Linked DNA regions of Homo sapiens: all the other regions are linked to region 1. The links are chromatin loops, found by intact Hi-C in ENCODE. Cell type or tissue: Calu3. All regions are shown on one strand. Region 1 has its middle 52 kb from the start of PHLDA1-AS1. Region 2 overlaps LOC105369844 (a long non-coding RNA gene). Region 3 overlaps LOC105369844 (a long non-coding RNA gene).

Region 1 (5,000 bases):
ACTGCACTCCAACCTGGGTGACACAACAAGACCCTGTCTCAAAAAAAAAAAAAGAAAACTCTGAGACCTTGAACCCATTACTGCTAATAAACCCAATAACTTTTCATTCTGCCTAACAAAAATAGACCCTCCTTTAAAAAGTGGTTGCCAAGGGCACTCCAAGGTCATCAGGCAAGTGAAATAAGAGACAGCTTGATAGAGAAGAAAGAGAACTTGGCTTTGGAGTTAGACCGTTTAGTTCCTCATTATGGCCATTTCTAACTACATAATGATGTTTAGTTACTTAAGTGCTCTGAAATGCAGTGGCCTCCATTACAAAATGGAGCCAACAAAAAAAAATAAGTATCTCCTGGTGTTGTATTTAATAAGATAATGGACTCAAAAGTGCCTGGCACAAAATAGGGGTGTAATAAACGTTAATTTCCTTTTCTGCCTCTACAAACCTGCCTGAGCCAATCAAGGAAGAGAAGGAAGGCGAGGAAGTAAAAATGGTTAAGAATTACATTTTAAGTCCCATTTCCACTCAGCTGCTTTTCCTAGCTCAGCAGAGAACATGTCAGACTAAAGAAGATCAAATAATCTTTGGGGTGAGTTGCCCTGATAAAGAAATATGCTGAAACAGCCTGTATGTTCTCAAAGTAAGAAACCAAAAGGGGAAAGTTCAGGACCTGTAAATAGATCCTTTTCATGCCCAAGTTCTGCAGATTTTACAACTTGCTGGGATATTTCCCAGGGAAATCAGAGAGAGGGGATAGTAAGAGGTGGCAGGGGGTTGGCGGGGAGGATTTCTATATTCCCATCACAGATCATTTAACTCTATTTGCAGCTCAGGAACCCCAGAGCACAGGAGACAGACCACTGAAAATTTCGTGCTTATTTTACCTCTTCACTGTCATTACTTTAAACATGTGTCTTAGCAGGAGTATTATTAGTTCATGACACAGTAGACATGGATAAGCATTTTTATGGAATTTTAGGGTGGGGAGAGAATAGATATATACCACTCTAGCCCAAAGTCATCCTGTGGTCGCTACTTAATACAAGTGAATTACATAGTGCCACCGGCAGAAGATGGAATTGATACTGCTTTACAAAATAACAACCTTGCATACATAGGTGGTAAGAAAAGCAAGGAAATGACTACCACAAAAATCAGGGTAGTGGATACCTCAAGACAGGAGAAGGGAGGTACGTCTAGAAGGTAAACAAAGGAGGGACGTCTGGGCTGGCCATGTTCCATTTCTTGATGGAGGGTATTCACTTTGTAATTATTCATTGTACTATACACTTATGCCTTCTGTTTGCATATTCTATTTCATAATTTTTAAAGGTTTAAAAAAAAGAAAATAATAACCTCTCTTCATTGAGAAAATAATACTTTGCTGTAGGTTTCAGCCCTAGGTATTGCAACATTACCATCATCCTCAGTTGATGTTCTTGTTCCTCCCATAGATTTTTATTCTGGAAGAAGAAGAGGAGGGTAGTATTTTTTTTTTTTTTTTTAAGACAGAGTCTCACTCTGTCACCCAAGGCTGGAGGCCAGTGGCACGATGTCGACTCACTGCAATCTCTGCCTCCTGGATTCAAGAGATTCTCTGCCTCAGCCTCCCGAATAGCTGGGATTACAAGTGCCCGCCACCACGCCTGGCTAATTTTTGTATTTCTAGTAGAGATGGGGTTTCACCACTCTGGCCACGCTAGTCTTGAACTCCTAACCTCAAGTGATCTGCCCACCTCGGCTTCACAAAGTGCTGGGATTACAGGCATGAGCCGCTGTGCCTGGCTAGGAGGGTGGATTTTTGAAGAGCCACAGGTAGACTGCTGTTAATACTCCTGTATAGATAACATACCAGGGAATGTTTTAATACAGGAATATGCTTGAGATATATACACACAAACATAATACACACACACACACACACACGTAATTTTTTTTTTTTTTTTTTTAGAGAGAGACAGGGTCTTACTATGTTGCCCAGGCTGGTCTCAAACTCCTGGCCTCAAGCAATCCTCCCGCCTGGCCTCCCAAAACGCTGGGATTATAGGTGTGAGCTACTGCATCCAGGCTTTTGGGGTATATTTCAAAGAGTCCAATTACTCTTGAGTCAGAACTCAGTGAAGCTCTACAAGATACCAAAATGTTCTCCAAGGGGTACGCAGCATTCGCAAATCAGAGTCATCAGATGCAAAGAAAGGGAATACAAATGGGCTTATGAAATCATTGGAAAAAATACACAATTTTTCAGGAAATATTAAGAACTCAGTTCCTCCTCCAATTCAGGGCATAGCAGAGCCTCAGGGCCTCTATGTGAAGAAAATCCCTCCTGTGTTTGGCATCTGAGTGACTCACCCAGAAAACCATCCACTGCGTGCAGCAAAGAGGAAATGAATCATGGAAGCTTCTGACCTTTGCACTTGTCATCTCTGCACAGGGAAACCACCCACAGACAGTCTCAGCAGAACTGGAGTCAGGGCAGTCAAACAAAGCACACACAGAAATGATGCAAATTCACTGGCAGGGAAGAGCAAGAGAATCAGGGCAAGAGAACGCAGCTCAGGGGTTGCAAATACAGGATAAACATTGGTTTTGTGATACAGAAAACTTAGCAGTTGAAACGGCATTGAGGATGATTTGGCAGTGCCCACTGACCTGTTGTTTTAAGCAGGAATCTGAACCCTTACCCTGCTGGCTGGGGGTGGGAGTGGAGTGGAATGGCATGGAAGAAAACAATGACCTTTGAATCTCCATCTTATATTTGGTATTTGGAGAATTTGCTTGGCTTGCGTTAGAGGAAGTAGGCCAAACTAATGCCAGTATGAGAGTTGGAATGGATTTGATAGAGTCACATTTAAGAAGATGAAAGCCAACGACTGCATTTTGAAAAGGCCATGAGTTCACAATAACTGGTCCAGGAGTACTAACACAATCTGAAGAATTATCTACAGCCATAGTCCAATACTTCACGTTGTGATTTGTTTTAAACAAAATCAGAATGCCTTTAAAATGCTAATTTGGAAGATAACTATAGTTCATCCTAAAACATGTACAGAGTAGAAAGCAAACACCTAGCGAGGACAGAAGGGCAAACCTCAAACTGCCTACATTACTGAATACAAGTGCATCAGGACTGTACGCTGAGATGCGATTGCTCTCAGCTTGTCTGCTCACCCATCAATGATGAGGGGGATAAGTGACTACCTACTGAGTTGCAGAGTTCAAAGGCATTTCCCTTCACCCCAAGGTGAGTTTTAAATGCAATTTCCCTTCTCACATGGGTCTACAAAGTACAGCTTCCTAAATACCTTTTTTAAAAAGAATATACCATCCCTCAAAAAACATCACCCAGGCCTTTGCCCTCAGGATAAACTTGGCAAGGAAACCTTGTCCTTACTAGTTAGAAGACTGGGAATTAGGCACTCGTATGCCACACAGTTTAATACGGAGCTCTCTCCTGTGCTTGATAACTCAGGCTGATAGAAGACATTGGATATTGGATGGTGTTCTGGTCACAGCTCAAGAAGGAAGATTTGGGGCTGATCTTAGAAACTTCCCTGTCCCTTCCATCCCACTTCTCACTCTGGCTACCTTCATCTTCTCTCTTCTTACCCACTTCAACATCACTTTACTTTAGAGAAAGGAGATTAGTCATTTCCAAGTAGAGAGGCAGCATTTATTGCCCTGCACCCTGTAGTTGCCCTTAGCATTTACCAACGGAAATGGAAGTGATTCAGTCTTCTCTCACATCACAGAACTATAGTGTGATCCTTTGCACACCGTTAAGTGATTTACATACAAGTGGTACCAGGGAGTGCTAGTATTCTCTTTCCACTCCCTTATGAAGTTCCATCCCCACTTCTATCAGTATATGCAACTAATGAACTAGTATATTTCTGCAATAATAATAATTTTTAAAACAGCTATCATAAATTTGATATTTACCATATGCCAGGTACACTGCTAATTTTTTTTTACAAACATTAATCCTTTTAATCTTCATAGTAACCATATTAGATTGGTGCTATTTTCATCCCCACTTCAGATGGGAAATGATGAGTTTAGGGGATTGTGTAACTTGCCCAAAATCAAGCCAAAAGGTAAAGGAGCCAGGATTTAAGCCCAGAGCTGTTCACCTCCAGAATCTGAGCTCTCAGCCACCACACTATAGGCCCTAGGAGGCTGAGGGCAGGAAAAGAAGCAACTGAATTCTATTTGTTGCTACAGTGATTCTGGTCACCTTTTCTTTATGTAATCATAGCAGGCAGTAGACGGGAAACATAATGAAGTCTTATTTCCAAGAGGACATCTCAGCTGTCATCTATGAATTTTCGATATTTCTTTCTTATGTATAAGAAATGAGAAAGGAAGAAAGACAGCAGCAGAAGCCCTAGAAGTTTGTAGCCTTATTTCCCTATTCCTGGATAATGGGGAATTTGACCTTTCTGAAAAGATGGTCTTTCAAGCTTGACCAATAAAAGCCCCATCAGAAACACCTCATCAAGCACACATAGAAAGGGGCCAATTGGGTTCAACTTCTCATTGGGAATTCATCGTCTGACCTTCTGTTGGGAACAACATTTACGATAAGATAAATCACACTCTCATCTTCTCCCACCATTTTGAACCGGAACTAACCTATCAACAATTTAGTGAGCATCTGTCATGTGCATTGAGACTATCACGATTACTTTGTAGCAATCACAGAAAAATTAGACAGTCTGTCTTTAATTAGTGCATGTTCCCCATAGCTTGGCATTTAGTAGCTAGTTTATTGCAGATGTACAGTACAATTGGTTTCTGGTTCAGGACCTCATTATGTTCAAGACAATACATACACATATATACATATTTATTTTTTAAATCAGCAGCTTAGAGATTCGAGATTTCTTTACGTTAATCAAAGTTCTGACTCTGGGAATAGAAAAAGACAACCCAACTTTTAGATTTCAAATGAATGTCACGGTTGTTAGAAATTTTCTAGGAAAACTAAAATCTTTAGGAA
Region 2 (5,000 bases), 210 kb before region 1:
ACTCTTTAGGCTTATAATTTCTTTAGATGAATTTTCTTGACAGTGTTGAACAATGAATACCACTGTTTGCAAATGAGTATGTCATACATTCCCACCAGCTATTCTTAAAGCTGCCCTTTTTTGGGGCAATTGCATAGTGGTGTTTTGGGGAGGGAGGTGAGGAGCATAAAAACTTCATAAAACATATGTATCACTGTTGTTTTAATATATTTTTATTTCTATTCAAAAGGCACTTCACCTGAAGCAGTGGCTTCATCGAAAGCTGGTATTAGTAATTTTTATTCAAAGCTTCCCCAAATAAGCAGAGTCTATAAATGAAATTGTCTGTTATTCACAACCTGATCGTTGCCACTCTGCTTAAATAAAAACCTTCACAGCTTAAATCAAAACCTTCACACAGATTATGTAATTCTATAAAACAGTTGAAGATCATTAAATTGGTCCAATTTCTTTTTTGTTTTATATTTATATGAATTAAGGACAAAAAAATGCATCTATTGAATACTTACTATATCAGGCACTGTCATCACCAGGTATACAAAGATAAATAAGATTGCTGTCCCAAGACAATTTGGCCATTCATAGGTGTCGGGTTCTCTTGGCAGCCTCTACTAAACCTTTAACCCAGAGGTAAAGGAGAGCTATTGGTGCCCTCTCACACAACCTCACTACTGTTTGTATATTACAATAAAAGCAAGTCTCAGACCAAATTCTGCCAAGCATGCATTTATTAGCATGGATGTGAAACAATCAAATACATGCACTGTCATACAATCTGTCCCTGCAGGCTCAGTGAAGTCCTAGCTTCTGTTTTTAGTCACTCAGGACAGCACCTTGCATGAAGGGTGTTCTGGTGGCAGAGGGGCCTATGTTCCAGCAGCAGGTTTCAGCTAACCATCTAATCTAGATTGCTCCTGTTAAGTGGGGTGAACACAAGATTGCTGGGTTTGCCAGGTTCTCATAACCCATTCATAGAAGACAGAGGTGTTTGTACTATCTTTCCGGGCAGTATAATTATCCTGAATGCCATCCATTTCACCTATGAAAAAATACTTCTATTATCCCTTGATCTCAATTTAGATAGTATTTCCAAGTGATTAGGTTATAATAACTCTCCTAGAATGTAGACTATAGGAGCTTGGAAATGCCACTTCATCACTTTTTGAGATTGTACCTATTTAGGATACTTTATCAACCTGCCAGTAGGATGTAGAGTTTGTCACTAACTGACACACATACATATCATATCATCTATGAAGAAGTATTTCAAATAAATTACAGGCGGTAGAACATGAGTTTCTCAGCACCACAATACTTACATGCACAAAAATCTAATTGAGTACAGAGAAGGGAAGGATATACTCAGCCTGGGGTGTTAGGGAAGCTTCACAAAGTAGGTTATATTTGAATGGAGTCTTGAAGTTTACCAGGGAGAAAAGGGAGTTGGGCATAAAGGAATCCCAGGCTGAAAGAACAGCTTGTATAAAAGCAGGAAGACAAAAGACAATCATGTGTGATCATGCATGTAGTGTAAGAAATCCAGGGCAGCTGAAACATGAAATGAGCAAGGAGGTAAGGGGAAAAGTGAATGACAGAACATGAGGTTCTACAAACAGCAGATAGCTTGGACTGCCTTTGATTTCTTCCTTTCCTTTTCTTTCCATCATCACCATAGCATGAGATAGTGGAGAGAATGGAGTACTCTCAGTTAGAATTTGTCACTTCTTGGTCATCCAGACTTGGGAAAGTGATCTGCTGGTACTCATTCACTAAAATGTTGATTCACAGACCTAGCTAATCACTGAATCAAAATACAGTTTCCCAAGCCCCATCCCACACCTCCCAAATCAGGCTCTCTGGAGGTGGCTCCTGTAATCTGTTCTTTTTAAATTCCTAATTTGCGAATCGCTGTCTTAAGTGCAGGAATTCGCCTTTGTTAAAAATCCTGTAAGTGGTTGTTATTTCTTTTGGCCTATTTCTTCCAAGAAGAAAAAGGAGAGAGAAGCAACCTGAAGAGTCTGAAATAGTTAAAACATAAAATCTTTAAAATCCTTTGGCCAAGTTGTGGCATTTGTAGGGGGAGGGAAAGATTATCCAAAGGTAAAAGACTTTTCTCCCTTTGAAGCTATATTGGTGTGATGTGAATCAAACCATTCATGCAGAGAACAAAAGCACTTTTGACTTCAGCAGCCAGTTAAGATGGTAACTTAAATAAACAGGGAGGAAAAGAGATATGACAAAAGGTCAACTTAGTCATAGCTTCTTGAGCTTCAACTGAAGCAGTGCCCAAGGCTGAACAGCTGAATTGAGTTGGCAATTATTCACCCTTCCAGAGGTTCCCAACCTGAAGTCACCAGACCTGTGAAGCCAAGTCAGAGGGAGGTCAGGAAACTATTTTCAATATTTCAAAATTTCTACTGGATTGCTTCTCAAAGTGTTGTTCAAGGAACAGTGAGGTCTAAACCACCTGAATGATAAGGACAACACTTGTTAAAAAATGAAGATTCCCACCCCAACAGATCATATTTTAGATTATTGGGTGTGGAAACTGGATATCTGTATTTCTTTATTTTTTAAAATTATTTATTTATTTATTTATTTATTTTTTGAGACAGACTCTCACTCTGTCACCCAGGTTGGAGTACAGTGGTACCATCTCGGCTCACTGCAACCTCCATCTCCCAGGTTCAAGTGATTCCCCTACCTCAGCCTCCTGAGTAGCTGGGATGCACCACCACGCCTGGCTAATTTTTGTATTTTTAGTAGAGACGGGATTTTGCCATGTTGGCCAGGCTGGTCTCGAACTCCTGATCTCAAGTGATCTGCCCGCCTTAGCCTCCCAAAGTGCTGAGATTACAGGTGTGAGCCACCGTGCCTGGCCCAGATCTGTATTTCTTTTTAAACACTAGAAGATTATGAAAGAACTAGTTTGTGATAAGGCTAAGAAAAATATATCTAACTAGCACCCCAATTTCCTCTTCTTTGGCTGAAACTACCAAATCATTATGGAGATTCTTTCCTATGAAGGAGTAAAAGACATACTATACCCAAATATGCCATATTGATTATTTCAAGCTGAAAACACTGGAAAATTGTAGTTTCAAGAAAAGGCTGACCTGTCTTTTCCTGTCAGGTGCAAGCCATAAAGATTTCTTTGAGACAGGTGCCTTCCCACTACCAGGACAAAAGAATAGTTCTTAACATTGGAGCCAGACTTGGCACTGCAACAGGACTGAATTAATTAACTCTGCCACTAGCTTTACACTCCATGTATATACCTCCTAGTGACTCCTCTAGAATTTACTACCCCAGGCAGATTTCTTTGTCCTGTCATTTCTTCACAAATTTATTTTTGTCTAAAAATTATAAAAGCTTTGGCCATTTCTTGGGACTTCACACTCTGGTGGAGATGCCCCCACACTCAGGTAAAACATGCATGCTTTTCTCTTGCTAATTTGCCTCGTGTCAGTTTGGCTCCCAGACCCAGCCAAAGAGCCCATAGAAGAGTAAAGGTGCAGTGAAGGGTATCCCTACCTCCCCTACACTTAGCTCATGCTAATCAGTATTCCTAACAATCCCATATAGGTCTTCGATTAATAAAAGTGGAGAAATAAGTTATTGAGTGATAAATACCATCTACTTAGTAGAGTAAAAGCTATCAAAACATGGGTCAACGGAGAAACTTTTAAAGGAATTCTTGATAGTGAAAATTTAAAATGACTTACCTTTGACTGTTCTCCTCCTCCCTTCTCTGCTGAATACATTTTGTCTAGAATCTTCAGAGTAGAAAAATACACATGAAAACAATTTTCCCCCCGTTCCTCTCTCAACATTCCTTCCCTTATCCCTCCTCTCCACATGTCCCCCTTTTTTCAAATGGGATGGCTATTCCACTATTCCAGTTGGCATTGGGTCTGGTGCCCTGTGAGGGAGCCTACATTTCTGAAATACTTCTCTGGGAAATAAAACACCAGTAACCTACCACTACTTGATATAACAGGTATTTCCAGAGCCAGCTTTGTTAAGGATTTGCTGCATGGTTCATGGGTGTTTTCTCCTAATGTCAATTATCAGTAAAAATCACTTTCAGGAGTTCTGACTTAAACAGTTACCAGAGAGAAAGAGAGAACACTAAAATGTAATCTAATATCATTTTAATAACCATAGAGTCATATGATTCTAAGAATATAAAGATAATATAAAACACAGGATTTCATCAAGTTCAACAGTCTTTAAAAATCAATGGAAGAGATATGTTTAGAGCCAAGGAAGTACAAAACTAATCAAACAATGTAAGGATTGTAGATTCCCCTGAGTAGAAAATCAAAGATCTTGACTATGAAACCACCACCTCCCCTGCAGTTATGAATTCATTGGCATAACAATTATAACAGGGTTCTATCAAGGTTGCCCAAAAGAATTCTTCTGATTATGCAACCTTAAGTTAATAGCAAAATTACATGGAAAGGCATTTCCAATTGGCTTGAGCCAAATTGCTTAAAAACAACCATTAGGTTCTTTTTTGGTAGATAACAATAGCAGTCAGCTGCTCACCTACACCTCACCGCTGTGTTAATATGAAAACTCAAACCAAATTCTGCCATACGCACCGATTACGTTTAGAGATAAGAGTAAAAAGCTAGCATGAATTGTGTGCTCTTTACTGAAGGTGGAGATTGTCTCAAATGTTTTAGCCAAATCATATCTCTTTAATAGCACTAATTCCATGCATGAGAGCATACTTCTATGATCTATTATGCTAACATAATACTTGAAAATACTTCTATTATTCATTATGCTAATTAGACAAATGCGTAGTGTTGATCGAACGTAAAGATAGCTAAAGCCTTGCAGAAGCCTCCTGTGGAATGCAAACTTTCTGAGCAAATGTGAGTTGACAACCATGGGAATGTGAATTTCTGATCAGGGCTACTGACTACCCCTAGATTTTAGCCTAAATTACACACACAACCATGTACATTTATAGCTCAAAAGAGACT
Region 3 (5,000 bases), 150 kb before region 1:
GACACCTCAGGCTTGGGATGGGAAGGAACATTAACTACTAAAGAACCGTGGATAATTAAAAATCATCCACAAGCAATATGGAGTTCCTCATGTTCAACGATTAAGTGAATGAAGTTTGCATGTCCAGCAAAAACCCTACCCTGCTCTGCAATAAAATGTCCACCCAAGGGAGAAAGGAAAATCACATGATTTATAAATTGCCAGAAAAGGCATTCCTCTCATATTTCTTTAAAGTGTCCTGGTGTTATAATTAAGGAACTCAGTGGGGTGCCTCTGTTCACTATTAACCAAATGAATTCTGATGTGCTTGGATCAGGAAATGTGTGGTTTCACCACATTTCTGATTTTTAGTGTCCCTACTCTTCCCTCTTGATATTTCAAATCAACTGTGGCTTCCCTCAGCTTAGCTTTGATTATCCAATTTGAGCCTACTTGGTGAGCTCTTTATGAATAACCAACCAACTGCTCTGAATATGATTTTCCTTACCTAGAAAATAACCCTTCATATGCATATCTCTCCTTGTGTCCCTGAAAACCGAAAAGGATAAAAAGGGCATGCAATTCTGCATAAAGGGCTTGAGATTGAGCCAAGAAAATCAACTGATTGTAGGGCTTACAATAAGCCATGGCAACAATGAAATATTTTGAAATTTTCTTCTCTAAATTCTAAATAATTCGCCCAGGATGATCTAACTATATTGAAAAGAGCACTGAGTTTAGAATCAAATAGACCTGAGGGCAAATCTCAGCTCTGCAATTTACTAATATTTGACCCTGACCCTGAATGATCTATGGAATCACACCAAACCTCAAATTATTCATATGATAAGTGTCATCATTAATAGCCATTTCACCAAATTGTTGTGAAAATGCAATTAGTTTACTTGTGTTAAATCTTAGCATGATTCTGGTATAATCTTCCTTGTAAAAGTAACAGCCACCCTATATTAGATACCCAATATATGCCAGGCTCTGGGCTAAGAACTTCACATACATTAACTTCAGAGGTCACATCTAAACAACCCTGCAAGGAGAACCCTGTGTTATTAACTGTCTCTGAGAAGAGGAGATTGAGGTACAAAGAAGCAAAGCAACTGGTCCAAAGTCCCCCTGCCAGGCAAACAACCTTGGGATGGCTACTGCATCTTGTTATTTTTACAGGCATCAGCATAGATGTGAATCAGAAATGTGTGCTTTGAAATCTTCACTCTTCTGAAAAAATAATGAACCCAATTCAGAGAAAAAGTTCTCACCAATGAAGAAATAAAATTTTTGTAATGATATATACTTCAGGGAAGGAAGAAGGAAAACTCCACTTCATACACTTCCAGCTAAGTGGTACTTTGGCAGATAGTTTGACAGGGAGACAGTTAAAGGGATAAAAAGAGGCTCAACCATGGACTGTTGCCATGGGCATTCGGCTGGTACCCTGTGGTTACCCACATTTGCCTGGATCCATGCTTCTGCACTGGCCCAATCATGGGGCAGGTGGACTGCCTTTGCTTTTATGGGAAGCTTAGGAACTGTAGTTCCTAAGAGACATGTAGTTCCTCATGAGACAATCTTTGAAGACAACTTGGTGATCAGGAAGGAAAAATACTTTACTCATTGATATTTGAAATAGCCATAGTGCTTTCATGAGCTGAAAGCGATCTCAAGTAGGCAAGTTCACAGGTTTCTAGAGTTATCAGGCTTTCCACAGCTTTCAGAACATTAGATTCAACACTAAAACAATCTCACATAAAAATTTCTTTTGAAAACTTGAGGTCAATGAACTCCACTATGCCTCATATTCATGTCACCTTCAGTCACTGTCCTAAAGATAAGCCCCTGCAGTCATCTATTCTGTCCTTAACCACTAACACTAAACTAATATTTGGATCAGGGAGAAGCAAATGCCCACATCCCTTATTCACTCCTCAATCTTTCTGCTGTCTCCTCTAGAACTCCATTTCCTGATTATCAAAGTTTAGTGCATTTTCAACTTCCAGAAAGAAATCTTCCACCACTTCTTTGCTGAACCCAAACCTGGACCTCCCTCTGGGTGATCTTCTCTTCTACAGCCCTGTCTAGGTGCAGCTTTGGGTCTCTCAAGCCTCATTTGACATGGGGCTTGGAAGTGAAACAGTATTCTCATAGTTCTCTGTGCACTCTCAAATTCTTCTTCCCTTAATGAACAACCCCTGCACTCTGCAAGCTTATGCCTTCTAGTACACAATCCTAAATGCCTTTCTCTCACTACCATCAACCAACTCTCTCACATTCATCCCCAAATATTAAGAAGCCCCTGAGTCACACTGTCCTTTCCACCCCTAGTCTTACCATCATCCTGGGTGAATTCTGAGTCCGTGCACATACCCCATAAAATGCCTTGCCCCACAGTTCCTGGGCCTCCTCATTCCAATAACCTTCAATTCTACTCAAATTTTATTACCCACATGCATAACCACACCCTGAAGCTTGTCATCCCACAGAATTGCTTTACTAACGAAAATTTAATCTCTAATAAACCACAGCCTGACCACACAACCTACTTAAATTTCCTATTCTCTGTTAATTCCTTTAAACTTGTTTTTCAACTTCATTAAAAAAAAATGCTCTGACTCACTGCCCCGTGCTCCCATTTTCCCCAGTATGTGCCTTCCTGTCTTCACTTTCCTTCCCATCACGGCTTAAACCATCTCTTTAATCATTCACTTATGAATGATTTGAATTTTCTTGCTCCCTTTTGCTTCCTCCAAATGAGTCCACTACAATCCTGAATTTTTATCATTCCCACATCGGTCTTTCCCCCGATTCTACACTCAGGCAATGCAGGGAGAGAATTGTACAACATGCTTCTACAAATCCATGATCTGTATCCCTAGATATTACCACAATGATTTTCCTATATATCAATTGTTCCTTAACACCATCATTTCCTACGAAGGTTGCTTCAAATCTTTACTATATTCGAGTTACCCATCCCCTTATTCACAATAGATATCCTTACCTCAGTCTTCACCAAGAAAACAGAGCAATCAGGTAAAAATTCCCTTAACTTCCCATCCCTCTCCTCCCTCTACTCATACAACCGTGTCTTCATCAGCATCTTTTCTTACCTCCTTCCTACCCATCCCAGAGACAGCATCCTTTCTCTTATCTAAAACCAATACTCCAGCCCTAATCCCTTTGCCCCTTTTCTACTACTGGCCACCTGGGTTGTTGATGGAGCAGCTGGGAATGGGATGTGGGTACTCTGGCTTTAAGGTTTGGCACATTCTTATGAGCACATTTCAGCAGCACCAAAATTTCAAGAGAACTCACACTCGGGTATAAAGAAATGCAGAAATACCTTTGGTTATTGATCAGAAGAGTTCACAGAATAATGTTTGGTTCCCAGAGTGTTTGCTGTTCCAACATCAGGATGTGACCTGTATTAGTCTGTTCTCTCATTGCTGATAAAGACATACCCAAGACTGGGTAATTTATAAAGAAAAAGAGGTATAATGATCTCACCATTCCACGTGGCTGGGGAGGCCTCACAATCATGGTGGAAGGTGAAAGGCATGTCTTACATGGCAGCAGGCAAGAGAGAATGAGAACTAAGAGAAAGGGGAAACCCCGTATAAAGCCATCAGATCTCGAGAGATTTATTCACTACCATGAGAACAGTATGGGGGAAACCACCCCCATGATTCAATTATCTCCCACTGGGTCCCTCCCACAACTCATGGGAATTATGGGAGCTACAATTCAAGTTGAGATTTGTCTGGGGACACAGCCAAAACATATCATGACCCGTGATCCAGGATGTGATCACAGATGTGACATCTTACGGTCAAATTACCCATTTCCAAGTGCTTCTGAGATTGGAATGTATAGTTGGTCTCATAGAGAGAGACATAATTGCAAAGGGCCACTTTGGACATTACATAAACACTAGGAACTCACTATTTCTGGTGCCCCTTTCATTTATCCATCCCACTATCTGAATGGGGTGTGTGCTCATCGAGTTTGAATCAGTCCCATTGGCAGGTGACTCTAAGCCACTACTGCTGCAGTTGGCCTTCCCCATGTCAAATCATAAAGACTTTAGATCAGATGTCCTTCACTGACCCACAATCAGGACCAGGATATTTAGGTTTGTTTTCTTTGGTGCACATGGGCCTAAGACAGAGTCACTTTCAGCAGCTTCAGTTACTTGGGGCTCCTTTTCTCAAAAAACACTAAGGATGTGGAAGGATGCAGAGTGATGATAAATATAGATAATTATAAAAGCTGCAGAATGGAGAGTTGCTTTGTATATAAATATTCACACTTTTAAAGCCCATTTTTTAAGTTACCATATGCTTTGTTTACTGCTACTGTCATTTTTACTCCTTTATGCCAGCTAGACTGATACCACACATTTTCTGTAAACACACACAATTTGATATATCATGATTTCTGTGGTTGTGATAGTTTTGCAATTACCCAACTGATCCTGGCTCTGGATGATTTTCTTTAAGCACTAAACACCACCTTAAAGGAGAAAAAAAGCATAGAAATAGAGTTGGCTTTTCTAAATCCTCACCACTTAATTTTAGTTGTTCTCACAAATAAAAGTACAAAAAGTCTGACAGCTTTTCCCATATTATAACATGACAAACATGGACTTTTTAATGGGGTCTTTTTTTTCTTGTAAATTTATTAATTTCCCTATAGATGCTGGATATTAGAACCTTCATAGATGCTTATGATTATATTTTTGGCTTTACAGAATTCCACAGACATTGTAAGTAGAGCACATATTATTAAAACATATTATCTTTCTTTAGAACATTTAGTAATCTTTGAATTAATTAATGAGATTTTGTTTCATGGTACACTTAAATCCCCTCACCCAAAATAATATCAACAAGATCTTAGCACACTTGGCACACTTAAACCTCCCATCCAAAATAATATCAATAAGAACTATCATTCATTGCATGCTTATTATTATTAAGCTGTCTGTTAAGCATCGTAGTTTTTTTTTT

Evidence for each region. Hi-C counts contacts between places; a loop is a spot of excess contacts. Peaks named below come from ENCODE experiments on the same cell type or tissue, not always from the same donor. Only the 100,000 strongest peaks of a DNase experiment are listed, where the experiment ranks them.
Region 2: a loop joins it to region 1, with 5 times the contacts of the local background. A loop is called at or near these places in 2 of 110 quality-filtered maps.
Region 3: a loop joins it to region 1, with 5 times the contacts of the local background. A loop is called at or near these places in 12 of 110 quality-filtered maps.

What each region holds. Positions count from the first base shown.
Region 1 is chr12:75,975,710-75,980,709 of GRCh38, forward strand. No RefSeq gene overlaps it. Among named protein-coding and RNA genes, the nearest start is that of PHLDA1-AS1, 52 kb to the right of the region's middle. RefSeq lists enhancers at 1,765-2,964, 2,293-2,462, 2,339-2,483, 2,493-2,542 and a cis regulatory region at 2,404-2,417. In Calu3, no CTCF peak of the experiment used is centred here; a DNase peak (open chromatin) is centred at 2,402.
Region 2 is chr12:75,764,700-75,769,699 of GRCh38, forward strand. All of the region lies in intron 1 of LOC105369844 (a long non-coding RNA gene), which reads right to left. Among named protein-coding and RNA genes, the nearest start is that of KRR1, 260 kb to the left of the region's middle. In Calu3, no CTCF peak of the experiment used is centred here; DNase peaks (open chromatin) are centred at 612 and 2,302.
Region 3 is chr12:75,823,401-75,828,400 of GRCh38, forward strand. The region is part of intron 1 of LOC105369844 (a long non-coding RNA gene); the gene reads right to left. Among named protein-coding and RNA genes, the nearest start is that of PHLDA1-AS1, 200 kb to the right of the region's middle. In Calu3, no CTCF peak of the experiment used is centred here; a DNase peak (open chromatin) is centred at 2,541.